2 separate regions of the Homo sapiens genome follow, and region 2 is linked to region 1. A link is a contact called in ENCODE Hi-C or POLR2A ChIA-PET data. All regions are on one chromosome and are shown on one strand. The core of a region is the stretch at or near the end of the contact, and the rest is flanking DNA. Distances in the headings are between cores, read along the strand shown.

Region 1 (7,094 bases), core at 1,834-4,333:
TTCACCTATCAGATTAACAAAAATTAAAATCATTCAGGCCCAGTGTTGGCAGCAGTGTGGAAAACCAGGCACTCTTATACACTATTGACAGAAGTACAAGCTGAGCAATTAACAATATAAAAAATTTAAATACAAAACTCAACTATATTACATCAACTTCTGTTCATCAAAAGTCCACTCGTTTTAAAAGTGAAAAGATAGCCAAGCATGGTGGTGTATGCCTGTATTCCCAGCTCAAGGCAGGAGGATCACCTGAGCCCAAGAGTTCGAGGCTGCACTGAGCTGTGATCGCACCATTGTGCTACAGCCTGGGCAGCAGACTGAGACCCCGTCTCAAGAAAAAAAAAAGTGAAAAGAATCAACAGATGGGAAAGATATTTGCAAAACATTTAACTGATAACAGACTAGTAAGCATAATATTTAATGGAATTCTATAATCAATATGGAAAGGACAAGCACTCCAAAAGAAGAAAATGGGCAAAGGTAATTATCATAAGAAGAGATACGTATAGCAAAAAAATAAAATATGTGAAAAGATGCCTAACCTCACTAGTAATCAGAGAAATGTAAACCACAACAAGAAAGCATTTCACACCAATCAATTCCACAAAAATTAAAAGTTTGACAACAGCAAGTGATGGTGAGGAGGTGGAGTAACTGACTGTGGATAAGAGTGTAAATTACAATAACCACTTTGGAAAGACTTTTTTTTTTTTTCCTTTTTTTTTTTTCTTTTTTTGAGAGAGTCTCACTCTGTCACCCAGGCTGGAGGGCAGTGGTGCAGTCTCGGCTCACTGCACCTCCATCTCCTGGGTTCAAGCAATTCTCCTGCTTCAGCCTCTGGAGTAGCTGGTAGCTGGGATTACGGGCTCACACTGCCACATCCAGCTCATTTTTTTTTTTTTTTTTTTTTTTTGAGATGGAGTCTCGCTCTGTCGCCCAGGCCAGAGTGCAGTGGCATGATCTCGGCTCACTGCGAGCTCTGCCTCCCGGGTTCTTGCCATTCTCCTGCCTCAGCCTCCCGAGTAGCTGGGAGTACAGGCACCCGCCACCACGCCCGGCTAATTTTTTTGTATTTTTAGTAGAGAAGGGGTTTCACCGTGTTAGCCAGGATGGTGTCAATCTCCTGACCTCGTGATCTGCCCGCCTCGGCCTCCCAAAGTGCTGGGATTACAGGCGTGAACCACTGCGCCCAGCCAATTTTTGTATTTTTTTAGTAGAGACAGGGTTTCACCATGTTGGGCAGGCTTGTCTCGAACTCCTGATCCTCATGTGATCTGCCCACCTCAGCCTCCCAAAGTGCTGGGATTACAGGTGTGAGCCACCGCACCCGGCCTGGAGAATACTTCCAATCTCATTGAAGATTCTCATAATCTATGAACCAGTCAGTAATTCCACTCCTAAGCAAATGTCCTAGAGAAACCCCCACACATACACAATCAAGAGATGATGTGTACAAGAATGTTCATAGAAGCACTGTTTGTAACAGGAAAAAAACACTGTACAACTTTAATGTCCATTAACCAGAAAATGGATACATAATTATAGTATATTCATACAATTTGAAGTTATACAGTGAAAATAAATTTCCTTTAAAAAGGTATCAACATGGAAGAATCTCAGAAATATAATACTGAGGAAAAGACGATGCAAGTTTCAGCCAGGCACAGTGGCGCATGCCTGTAATCCCAGCTACCCGGGAGGCTGAGGCAGGAGGATTGCTTGAGGCCCGAAGTTCAAGACCAGCCTGCGCAACATAATGAGACTCAGTTGCCACAAAAAATGTGTTTTCGCCAGGCACAGTGGCTCACGCCTGTAATCCCAGCACTTTGGGAGGCCAAGGTGGGTGGATCACGAGGTCAGGAGTTCAAGACCAGCTTGGCCAAGATGATGAAACCCTGTCTCTACTAAAAACCACCAAAAAATTAAAATTAGCCAGGCACGGTGGCAGGCACCTGTAATCCCAGCTACTCAGGAGGCTGAGGCAGGAGAATCACTTGAACCTGGGCAGCAAAGGTTGTAGTGAGCCGAGATCACGCCACTACACTCCAGCCTGGGCAACACAGTGAGACTCTGTATCCAAAAAAAAAAAAAAATTGTTTTCATTAGCCAGGCATGGTGGCACAAGCCTGTAGTCCTACCTACTCGGGAGGCTGAGGTAGCAGTTCGAGCCCAGGAGTTAGAGGTTATGGTGAGCCATGATCACACCACTACCCAGCATGGGCAACAGAACAACACCCTGAATCACAATAATAAAAGATGCAAGTTTCAGAAGAATACATGCAGTAAAATATAATTTACGTAAAATGTTAAAACATTAAAAGCACTGTATAGGAATGATAAACACCAAATTCTGGATCCTGGTGTCCTCTAGGTAGAAGGGAAGGGATGGCAAGATCAAGGTTGTATAAAGCAGCATTCTGCTTGTGTTAACAGTGTTATTTTTTTAAGCTGCTTTTATTTTTTATGTCTATTCATCTGCCTTAAATAGTGTATATTTTAAAACTTAATGTATATATACTTTCATCTAATTCCATTGCCAGGAGTTTATCTTATGTAAGCATTAGCGTATGCGATAACTATCTGCAGAGCATTTTACCAATACTTGCCTTACTCAAATCATCATTCTAAAAACCACAAACTGTCTTTTCACCTAACAAGTTGTTTTTTTTAAGAAACTCATTCAAAAAGGAAATTAGGACCCAAAGCATATTAGCAGGGTGGGTTAGCATGCCCCAACCAGGGTGGTTCCCCGGCCGCTGTGACATCAGGTGCTGCTGTTCATCCTGCCTGCCTAGAGACAGTGCACCTGGCCTTCTGCCTTGCCCTGAGCTGGTGCCGCTCAGCTGGTTCACACTCATGCGGCTGAAAGCTGGGCAGAGTCGGGCTGTTGGCATCATCGCCAGGGTCAACACTTGGCTCACACAGAGGGCACACCTAGGGGTCTGTGAAGCCTTCTTGGGCTGGGGCCTGGCTTTCACAGTCAGGAAGTTTGTGGCTGAAAAGGAAAAGAATGAAGCTTAGTGTAGAGGGAGAGGCTCTGGGTGCTGGGTTACCCCACAAGGAAAGCCCCACTTCTCAGCCTGGCCTGGGGCTGGGAGTGGGAGCACAGCCAAGCAGTCGTGACTCAGAACCTCCCCACTGCACTGAAACCAGAACTGGGTTGCCTATATCTATTTTATTTGACTACCGAGTAAAATTATTTCCAAAAATAAAGGGCTACAAATAGAAGTTTAGAAAGCTCTGAGCTAGAGAGTACTGATTAGACATGTGGTTCTCAACAGAATAATAAAACTTTTTACAACCATTCTTCCATTTCTTCAGCTGTAGGGGGGAAAAAGGCCTGATAATACCTGCCTTCCCAAACCCTGCAGGGCTGCTGGAAGGATCCAGTGAGGTAATAGCCAGCTTCAGCTAAGAGGCCCTTAGGAAAAAAATTTATTATTTCCTTCCTTCATAATGGAGGGTATTTCCAGTTCAAATAATTGGTCATGCAAACAAGACCGTGTGTTTCTTCTAGAAAAAGAAGAAGGAGATGAAGAGGAGGAGGGGTAAGAAGAAAAACAACAACAATTTAAAAGGAGAGAAACTGTGTTCAGGTGGCTGCCATGAAAGGACATAGAGGGTGTGGCAGGAAGGGAAGTGTGGAAAGGAAGAACAGCTGGTGCTTGCCCTGCACCAGACACTGTGCAGTGTGTGAGATGCTTCAGACATTTCACATCGTCCTCACAGAAAGTAATGCAAGTGCTGTTAGTGCCATTTTATAGATGAGAAAACTGAGGTGCAGACAGAATAAACAACTTGGCCAAGGTCAGGCAGAGACACTTCGTGCCCAGGTTGGTCTGTCCTTGGGGTGTGAATATTCCTTCCACAGCCTTGCCAGCGGCTCCTACTCCTAAACGTGGGTGTCCCCTGGCCCTACTTCTCTTTCTCCCTTTCTGTGATCTCCCTGTAAGATCTGCAAGATCTCTTTCATCCCTTGAGTTATTTCCTCTGACTTCCAGCCCACTGGACATTTCCCAGTTAAGAGCCCATTGTCTTCACAAACGCCATCTCCAAAAGGAGCTCCTCCCCTGGCCACTGGCGCACCCCCCCCTCCACCTAAGGGCTGCAGGGCTGCCATCTTCTCCCTGCCATCCATGCTCAAAATCAACATCACCTCTGGTGATTTCTCCCCTTTGCTGTATACACAATCAATTATCTCCATTCTTTCTTCAAAATCTCTTATTTCTCGCTGTTCATTTTCACCTTTTCTCTTAACACCCCAGCACTGTGACCTTACGTCAGCCTGGTTCCTTGCAGAAGCCTCCAACGGGTCTCCATCAATGCTTCGAGTTTATTCTGCGCACTGCTGCCAGACTTCTGGTCCTTAAAAACACCCCCTTCATCATACCATTCACCTGCCCTCCCACCTCTGCAGGCTCGCCCACTGCCTTCACCAGATCAAGTCCACACTCAGCCCTGCACTCAAGGCCACCTGCACCTGGCCCCCCTACGGCTTCCCACCCTCATCCCCCACTCCTCCTCTCTCCAGTTCCTCAGTTTAGCAAAGGGATTACTCCAACATCATGCTCCTTTCTCCCCTCCTGACACATGCCGTCCATCCTCCCCCAGCTGCCTGTCCCCCTCCTGCCTTGCCTCTGGCCCACCTCTCAGTCAGGGCCTCCAGAGCCCTCTTCCCAAGGCCTGAAGGACTCATTATCTGTGCTGTTGATCAAGCAAGTAATTATGCACAGCCTTGTAACGCTCTTCTGTTTAGCCTGGAACAGGCATTGAAACTGACTAGTGCTATTTAATCTCTATATCTCGTGTCTGCCTCTATGTCTATATCTACATATCTCATCACCTAAATCCTATAAACCACTTGAAGGTGACGACTGTCTAAAAGGTCTTGGTTTCTCCCTACAGTGCCTAATAGGTAGATGATAGGTGCTGGATATATGTGTTGAGCTCGTTTTTCTTCTCACATAACTTAGCCTCAAACAAATAACCAGGGCTGGTCAGAACAGTAAGCATCACCCTTAGAAGTCTGCTCTTGGCCACCGCAAATCTGCCACCGGCCAGTTTCATTGTAACCCCTCAGCTCAGGGTCCCCCACGGGGATCGCTGGTCTCCAGAGTGATCGCTGACCGAGGCGAGGCGCTGGAGGCCGCCCCAGCTCGGCTCTGCCTGCTGATTTGGCGACCGGATTTCCATGCCCCTCCCTGGTCCCGAGCTAAAAGGAAACATCCCGGGGATGGGGGATGGGGTGGGGGGTTCCTGAACCCTGAACCCTGACCCCTGCTTGGTGAAACCACCCCACCCCAGCTCAGGGGTCGTCAAAAGCACCCTGGGGAACCTCTGCCCTTGGGAGAGAAAGAAGACACTGCACCTTTAAGTCTGCAGCTGGTTGAGAAAAACAAGCTGTGATTTATATAAGCGGGAAAATCATGTGATTTGCAGGAACGCTCCCTCCTCCCCCGACCCCCCGCGTCGCCTCCAAGCCCTTCCCAGAGGGGCCCGGGCGGCGGGCTGGGCCCGGCTGCCCATGAGGGGCGCGGGTGGGGGGCGCGCCGAGCCTCGGTTCACAAAGCCTCTTCCCCGGGCGTGCATTCCCGCAGCTCTTCCTTGCGGACCTCAGACGCGGGGACAGGCGGCGGCGGGCTCTGGGGCGCGGCAGTTTGGTCCCCACGCTGCCTCGCGGCGGGCTGCCGTTCAGGGGGTCCTCGGTGGGGCCCCGCGGTCCTGTGCCTCCGAGGGCGCAGGAGGCCCACTCCCCCGACTGGGTCGGCTGCTACCCTCAGGCCAGGGTGTGCGGTGGAGAAACTGAGGCTCTCCTCCAGCTGCTCTGGGAGAAAGGAAAGCCGGGGACCCCACACACTGGCGTCTGTGTCCCAGAACACCCAGCAGGGGGGAGAGCAATTTAAGAAATAATCTGGTTGGCAAAGGGCGTCATGAAAATCAGCCATTTCTAGAGCTGAGGGGCGGTGGTGTTTAGCCCAGAGGACCTAGCTAGCTTTCAGGGAAAAAACGGATGTGGCCTTTCAGGCAGAGCCCAGAAAAAAAGACCTGTGATTAGGAGACCCTAAGAACCAGCAAAGAACTTCTAAATATTGGAGGGGAGGTGGTGTAGCTGCAAAGAGCCCACACCCACGCTGAGTTAGCTCTGACAGCTTCTAAAGGAAAGGGAGATGCTTAGATTATCCTGAGAAACTGGAGGATCTCCTGAGTGACCTGAAAAGGTCATCTCACTCATCCGCCTGTGGCTGGAGTAAAATATACGGAGCCCATCCCAGGACTCCCAGTGGGAGAGGATGAACAATCACTTCTGAAACTAAGCTCAGGAGAAGTTGAGGAGCTTTCTCAAGGGAGAAGAGCTGCCAGGAGAAGCAAGGGTCTCTCTCAGTGCCACTTCCTTTCCATAAACCATAATGATGGGCTCTGAAATTGTCCAAGGAAGGAAACCCATGGCTTCTCAGAGCAACCAGTACCAGGGGTTCAAGTTCGTCAGAGAGCATGTTGAAGTTCTATTTTATTTTCCTCCATTGGTCACCTGCTGGGGATGAGGCATAGGCCTAGTGTTGTCACCTGGAGGAAAGACATGATGCAATTAACAAAGCTGCTAATGCCTCCTCTCACCCTGACCTCTGCTCTTAGCCTCTGTACCAGCCCACCCTCTGCATCCTGCACAGCCAGCTGGGCCCTGAGAGGTCCTCCTGGCCCTCCTCCCACCCGTCCTTTGCCTGTCAGATGGAGGGTCTTTATGCTGAGATCACTGGAGAAACAGAGCTTCAGTGCACTCTGTCACACCAGCAATGAGAAAACCTTTCTAAAGGGGAAAGCTCACAGTAGGCAGATTCCTGATTATTCCATAAATCCTGGAGAAGAAAAATATAGGTTAACATAAGGATTCAAGAGGATGACACTCTGTGTGTTCAGGCATAAGCTAAATTCACTCATTCCGTTATTTAGTGATTTTGTTATTTAGGGTGTGCCTGGCACTGAGCTAGGCGCCGGGGCTACCACATGAATAAGACAGAGATGGCCCCTCCCTGAACCCTGCCGCATGCCCTTCCACTCTGCCTCCCAGGACAGGAGGCTATGATACACTTTCC
Region 2 (7,094 bases), core at 2,326-4,825, 37 kb before region 1:
TTGCTGCAAAAGACATGATTTCATTATTTTTATGGCTGCATAGTATTCCGTGGTGTATGCATAACCACATTTTCTTTAACCATCTGTTGGTGGACACTTAGGTTAATGGTTGATTCTATGTCTTTGTCTTTTTGTCATAACAATTTCTTCTTTTTTTTTTCTTTTTCAGAGACAGGTTCTTGCTCTGTCACCCAGGCTGGAGTGCAGTGGCGTAATCATAGCTCACCACAGCCTTGAATTCTTGGGCTTAAGCAATCCTACCACCTCAGTCTCTCGAGTAGCTAGAACTACTGGCATGCACCATCATGTCTGGTTAACTTTTTAATTTTTTGTAGAGATGGAGGTTTTTTGCTATATTGCTCAGGCTGGTCTCAAACTCCTGGCATCAAGTGATCCTCCTGCCTCAGCCTCCCAAAGCTCTAGGATTACAAGCATGAGCCACCACACCCAGTCACAATTTGTTTTCCTTTGGGTAGCCAGTAGTGAGATTGCTGGGTCAAATGGTAGTTCTATTTTTAGTTCTTTGAGAAATCTCCATACTAGTTTCCACAGAGGTTGTACTAATTTACATTCCCACCAACAGTGTATAGGCAATCTCTTTTTTCTGAATTCTCATCAATATCGGGTTGTTTTTTGACTTTTTAATAATAGTCATTCTGACTGGTGCAAGATGGTATCTCACCGTGGTTTTAATCTGCATTTCTCTGATGATTAGTGATGTTGAGAAGTTTATCATGTTTATTAGCCACTTGTATGTCTTCTTTTGAGAAATGTCTATTCCTGTCTTTTGCCCACTTTTGAATAGGGTTATTTAGTTTTTTCTGGTTGAGTTCCTTGTAGATTCTGGATATTAGTCCTTTGTTGGATGCACAGTTTGTAAATATGTTCTTCCATTCTGTAGGTTATTTGATTCTTTATCTTACTATGCAGAAGCTTTTTAGCTTAATGAAACTCATTTGTCTGTTTTTGTTTTTGTTGCATTTGCTTTTGAGGACTTGCTCATAAATTATTTGCCTAGGTCAATCTCCACAAGAGTTTTTCCTAGGTTTTCTTCTAGGGTTTTTATTGTTTCAGGTCTTAAATTTAACTCTAATTCATCTTGAGTTAATTTTGGTATATGGTGAAAGAAAGGGGTGCAGTTTCATTCCTCTGCATGTCTATCCACTTTGTGTAGCACCATTTATTAAATAGAGTGTCTTTTCCCATTATATGTTTTTGTTGTCATTGTCTAAGATCAGTTGGTTGTAGGTATGTGGCTTTATTTCTGGATACTATTTGCAATACCCTTCAGCTACAGGAATAAGTAAAAACGTACAAACCAAAAGCTGCAACATTTCCTTACTAAATTAGCTAAAACTGTTTCAATACTCATTGTTGAAGAAACAGATGGAAAAAAATTCATACCACAGTATCAATGGTTGTCTAGGTATTGGAATTTTTTTGTTACATTCTCCTGAAATTTTCTAATGTTCCTCAATAAGCATGTATTACCTTTATAATCAGAAAAATAAACTTTAAAAAATCAAGTGGGCTTTGGATGCCATGTGTAACTTCATCTGTATACAGTATAAAGACATAGGTATGGAATAAAAACACATTAAGGAAGAGATAATGAACAGCAAATACAAATGAGTTTTAAAAAGAAAAAGAATTACCACAAAGAAATTAGAGCAAGGGCAAAGATTTAGCTATAAGGATTTTCATTTCTCCATTGCAGCACTAATTGAGAGCAAAAATGGCCAGGCCAGTGGCATGTAATCATAGCTATTTGGGAGGCTAAGGCAGGAGGACTGCCTGAGCCCAGAAGTTCAAGACCAGCCTGTGTGATACAGCAAGACACCTCCTCCTCAAAAAAAAGGGGCGGCAGGGGAAGACATCAATTGTTTAAATATCCAACAAGAGGTATAATGGAATATATACAACCATGTTAAGTGTCTTTTTTAAACAAAATATGTTCATTAAAAGTTTTTGGGTGTTTTGTTTTGTTTTTTTGTTTTTTTGTTTTTTGAGCCAGAGTCTTGCTCTGTCGCCCAGGCTGGAGTGCAGTGGCGCCATCCCGGCTCACTGCAACCTCTGCCTCCTGGGTTCAAGCAATTCTCCTGCCTCAGTGAGCTGGGATCGCGCCACTGCACTCCAGCCTGGGCGACAGAGCAAGACAACAGCTCAAAAAAAAAAAAAATTCAGGCTGGGCGCGGGTGGCTCATGCCTGTAATCCCAGCACTTTGGGAGACCGAGGAAGGCAGATCACTTGGGATGAGGAGTTCGAGACCAGCCTGACCAACATGGTGAAACCTCATCTCTACTAAAAATACAAAAATTAGCTGGGTGTGGTGGCGCCGCCTATAATCCCAAGCTACTCAGGAGACTGAGGCAGGAGAATTGCTTGAGCCCAGGTGGTGGAGAGGTTGCAGTAAGCCGAGATCGGGCCACTACACTGCAGCCTGGGCAACACAGTAACTTTGTCTCAAAAAAAAAAAAGTTTTTTAAGTTCCAAACTAGCATATACAGTATGATTCCATTTTGAATTTGTACTTACTATAATTCATAGAAAGGGTCTGGAAGACTCCTACAAAGTATTCACATTGGTTGTCCTTAAATGGGTAGGATTTGGAGGTTTTGTGTTTTGGGGGTTTTTTTGGCCTTCATTTTCTAAAGCAAAAATAATTGCTTTTTTAATGGGAACTAAATTATTTAAAATTGTATAAATCTATCACAGTAACAAATAAATTACATATAATTGTAAAGAGTTTACCACCTGTCAGCTGTGAAAGTTGATCATATAAATCGGGTCACTTTTGTCATACCAGTTAAAGAGTGGAGAGGCCAGAGGGAAAAAACATTCAGGTCACAAATATCACTTGAAAAATATAATTCTCTACAGGCCTGGCTGCTGAAACTGCCTGCTAACACTTAAAACCAATTTAATCTAAAGGCTACTAAGACAGTCTGCTACAATTCTAAGACTAATTTTACCCACCACCGTCACTCAGCAATCAGTTTGCCAACCCCACCAAAACATTAATAGTGCCAATAAACTCTCTTGGAGACCAATACGTAACATTTCTCCTTCTTATAAAGTCTCTAACCTCTTCACTCTTCAGACATCCCGAAGACCACCCCAGTCTACATATATGCCCCAAATTACTATTTTCTTCCCAAATAAAGCATTCTAATTTCAAAGATTCATCTCTATATTCTGACTTAACAGCTTTTAACACTTAATGCTGTTTTTTAGTTGACAAATAAAAATTATATTTATAGTATAAAACATGTTTTGAAATATATATACATTGTGGAATGGTTAAATAAAGCTAACATGTACCCTTCGGCTTTTTAAAAACTAACGTCCAATTCATCCAATTCCGTGAGAGTAAAGCCTTTGCTTAGCTTTCCAGTCCTGTTAAACGGGGGGGAAACAACAAAAGGGTCCTCAGGGCCCTGCCCAACAATACGCCACATTCTGTCTAGTAAAGCCACACAGCCAGAAAACGCCAGGTGACTGGCAGGCAGATACTTCCGGAAGAAGTCGGCCCTCCGAACCCGGAAGTGAAGCGATAAGACGCACGGTGTTCTGGGAGGAGTTACGCAGGCAGGGTTGTGGTTGCTGGCTGTTACCAGGACAACCGGAGGCGATTGACCGTTATCTGCGGTTTGGAGCCGTTAGCGGGAGAGGCAGAGATATTCAGAGGTCTTTTAGGATGCGCTAAAGGGTCGTGAGGGCTCTCTTAAAATTTTCTTCACAAGCGGTTATCCAGTCGTGCCCCGCGGCCCTGCTGCTGGCCCCGGGGATCTGAGTCGTACCCTCTTGTTTTTCTCTGAGTCAGTCTTAAGGTGAAATGAAGTGTGGCCCAGTGGCTCCTCACTGTCGCTTCTCTAGTTTTCTGCCTCCTTTTAGAAAATGTAAGTTGAGAATTTCTAATTTACATCGGGATGTGTTCTAATGCGCTTGTTTTTAAAACTGTGGAAAATTTTTAAAAGAAAATAAATCTCACCAGTCATCCAGCTACCCAGAAGTAACATTTTCATGCATTACCTATTAATTTTTTTCTCTGCATATTTTTTCATAGTTGAGATAATTTAGGGAAAACCATTTTGTGTCCTTCATATATGGATGAATACAATATAATTTTGGTATTAATATCATAGCAACAAAGAAGGCATTGAAGGCTTTAAATCTGTTTACAGTGAATTGAAAAGACAGGATGAAGTGGACACAGCATGTGAAGACAATTCTTTCAAGAAGTTTGGCTGTCAAGGAAAACAGAGAATGTGAGTAGCCAAAGCAGAATGACAGTGAAAGAAAGAAATTGGGAGCCAGACAATACAGCCCGACAGTTTACGCCTGTACGGATGTACCTCTTTCACAAAAGATTGAGTATGCTTGGGGAAAAAAAATACACACTATAATAGGAGAAAATGATGAAGAGAAACTGAGGTAAAGGTAATTGGAAAACAAAATAAAGCCAGGGGTATATTAATACCCCAAAACTTCATACCAAAAGGTCCGTGTATTTACTAGAGGGGTGCCACAAATTGGGCTCTGAGGTTCCTAGCAATTAAACCAAAGGGAAAATATAAGTTTAACATGATCCGTATGAGGGAGGAGGCCTAATGGCATATTATAGAATCCTGTTACACATTAGCTGTATGAAATTGATTGGGTAATGTAAGCTCTTTAGACCTCATTTCTCCGTCTCTTAAAGAGTGGGGAGAGGAAGCAGGAGACTGTTAGACGAGTTGATCTTTTAATATCTCTTCCACTACTGACAGTCTATGATCATATAGGCCAGAGACGGCAAACTCAGATGCCTAAATTAGGGACTAAGAAAGTTTCATAAGTGAGGAAATGGACTGAATGTGACAAAAGCAAGGAGTGATAGAGATTGGAATGTTAGAGTTGATTGAGCTGTCCCATCTAAAACTCCAGCCAATTCTTGCAAAAATAAGGACTCAGTGTTGCCTGATTTTTCAGGAGAAACAGGAAAATCATATTTTTGATAATATTATACAAAACAAAACACCTCTACTAGCTAGATACAATTTGTGGGTCACTAATTTTCAACCTCTGCTATAGGTGAAAGGACCTCAACAAGAGGGATAATTGCTTGAATTAAAGAATTAAATATGAAAAAGAGGAAGAAGTCAAAAAGAATACCAAGATTTCCCCTTGGTAATAAGAAGGAGTTAGTAACATTGATACTAAAATCAGCAGAAGGTTTGGGGAGAGAAGGTGCTTTATTGTGAGTTTCTTGAACATGGGGCAAACTTATTTATGTGTATCCATAGCACATGAATCCAATTCAGCTGCTGGATTTGAGAAATCTGTGGGATTTATCAGGGGAAAGGGCGCAGGAATGTAGGTCAGGAGTTTGGGGAAAGAAGATGAAAAAGGAGTTTAAGATGTAAGATTCATTCTTTCAATAAAGTTTTATTGATTATATATCACAATATGTATTTTCACGAGACTCTAAACTGTCTGAGGGCAGAAAGCACGGGGTTTTTTTTAACCACTTACCCAGCTCCTAGCACAATACATAGTCAGTGCTTATGTATGTTGAAAAAACAAATGAAAAAATACAAAACACTGTGCTTTACAGTATAGGAGATGCAGAGTTGAATTAGAAAATCTTAAGGGAACAAGAAACACTGGGGTCTGCTTGAGGGTGGAGGGTGGGAGCATGCAGAGGAGCAGAAAAAATAACTATTGGGTACTAGGCTTAATACGTGGGTGATGAAATAATCTTTACAACAAACCTTCATGTGTACCCCCAAACCTAAAATAAAAGTTTAAAAAGAAGAAAATCTTCTTAAAGAAGTTTATAGAGCAGGGGCCCCATCTCCTTAAAAAAAAAAAAAAAGAAAAAGGAAAAGCGACTTTATAGGCCAGAAAGTAAGACAAGTCTTAACACATAAGGAGCTAATGCAAGTTTTAAAGTAGTGCCATTAAAAAAAAAAAAGTACCATGGGATTCAGAAGGGAAAGATCTTTTTAGAAGAAGTTAAGAAGTTAAGCTCTGTCTTTCTAGATAGTGGACAGTTAGGATTAGATCACACAGGTGTTGGGAGAGGAACTGATCAGAAGCAGTTAAATAGAAGATGTAGGCTGGGTGTGGTGGCTCACACCTGTAATCCCAGCACTTTGGGAGGCTGAGGTACGTGGATCACTTGAGGTCAGGAGTTTGAGACCAGCCTGGCCAACATGACAAAACCCCGTCTCTACCAAAAATACAAAAATTAGCCGGGTGTGGTGGCGCACACCTGTAATCCCAGCTACATGGGAGGCTGAAGCAAGAGAATCACTTGAGCAGGGGAGGCAGCCACTGCCCTCCAGCCCGGGCAGCAGAGTGAGACTCTTGTCTCAAAAAAAAAAAAAAAAAAAAAAGTGTATACCCTTCTTTTGAAAGTATTTGAAACTGCCAAAAAAAAAAAAAAAAGAGTGAATAGTGAAACAGTTTGAAGCCAGAACCTTGAGAATCACCCACATATAAAGAAGGTGAAGAAGAAAAACCAACAAAGTAAACAGAGAAAAAGTCATCAGAAAGCTAAGAGAAACATCAGGAGAGTGGGTTTCATAGGAACTAAGATTCCGGGTTTCAAGAAGGAAAGTTCTGTCAATATTGTCAAATACTACAGAGACAGCAAGCCATCAAGGAGGGTCCAAGTTCATTGGATTTGATGATTAAGGAAATCACTGATGACTTTAAACAATTGGCCAATGAATATAAGAAGAGGAGGTATAAAAAGCAGTAGAATTGAAAGGCTTGTTGATTTGTTTAGGGAGGTGGGGAATGGGGTTCCTTAGGAGCAGGGGAAAAAAATAAAAGACAAGATTAAGCTGCAAAACAGGACAAATTTATGAAGCAAGATTTTGGAGAATCTAAGCAGTGATGAGATCAAGAAATGGAGGAAGAGTAACATCAAGAATAAGCATTATAATTCTAACAAATATTGTTCAATTACAAGTAACTTTTTAATGTCTATCATCATGTTTTCTTGCCCAATGGCCTGGTTTCTTTTCACCTTTAGCCCTAAAATAACTTCATAATCTAAAAAATAGTATTAGAACTTCAACTTAGTAATATTTCCTAATGTTGC

What was found. Hi-C counts contacts between places; a loop is a spot of excess contacts on that map. ChIA-PET counts read pairs that join two places held with the same protein, here RNA polymerase II (POLR2A). Pooled maps may share reads with other maps.
Region 2: a map of naive thymus-derived CD4-positive, alpha-beta T cell shows a loop between it and region 1 (5-fold over the local background). The contact joins the promoter of GIHCG here to the enhancer-like site in region 1. A Hi-C loop is called at or near these places in 6 of 168 maps with a recorded cell type or tissue (B cell, CD4-positive, alpha-beta T cell, CD4-positive, alpha-beta memory T cell and 2 more), 5 of 37 single-sample maps with no recorded cell type and 16 of 50 pooled maps. POLR2A ChIA-PET finds 5 or more read pairs at or near these places in 24 of 52 experiments (B cell, BJ, CD4-positive, alpha-beta T cell and 17 more).

The regions. Positions count from the first base shown.
Region 1 is chr12:57,895,125-57,902,218 of GRCh38, reverse strand. LOC283387 (a long non-coding RNA gene) reads left to right here and starts at 5,737. Exons shown (of 4, transcript NR_148947.1): 1 at 5,737-7,094. It overlaps LOC101927608 (a long non-coding RNA gene), which reads right to left. Exons shown (of 2, transcript NR_187681.1): 2 at 5,387-6,567. RefSeq lists enhancers at 2,678-2,757, 2,918-3,137, 3,738-3,787. Within about 2 kb of position 3,083, at least 28 of the 41 ENCODE cell types and tissues checked have a DNase peak (open chromatin) inside an H3K27ac peak, as active enhancers do; they include B cell, CD4-positive, alpha-beta T cell, CD8-positive, alpha-beta T cell and 3 more, where a contact is called at or near this core.
Region 2 is chr12:57,932,645-57,939,738 of GRCh38, reverse strand. It overlaps GIHCG (GIHCG inhibitor of miR-200b/200a/429 expression), which reads left to right and starts at 3,575. Exons shown (of 3, transcript NR_038269.1): 1 at 3,575-3,900; 2 at 4,186-4,269. RefSeq lists enhancers at 3,149-3,649, 3,650-4,150.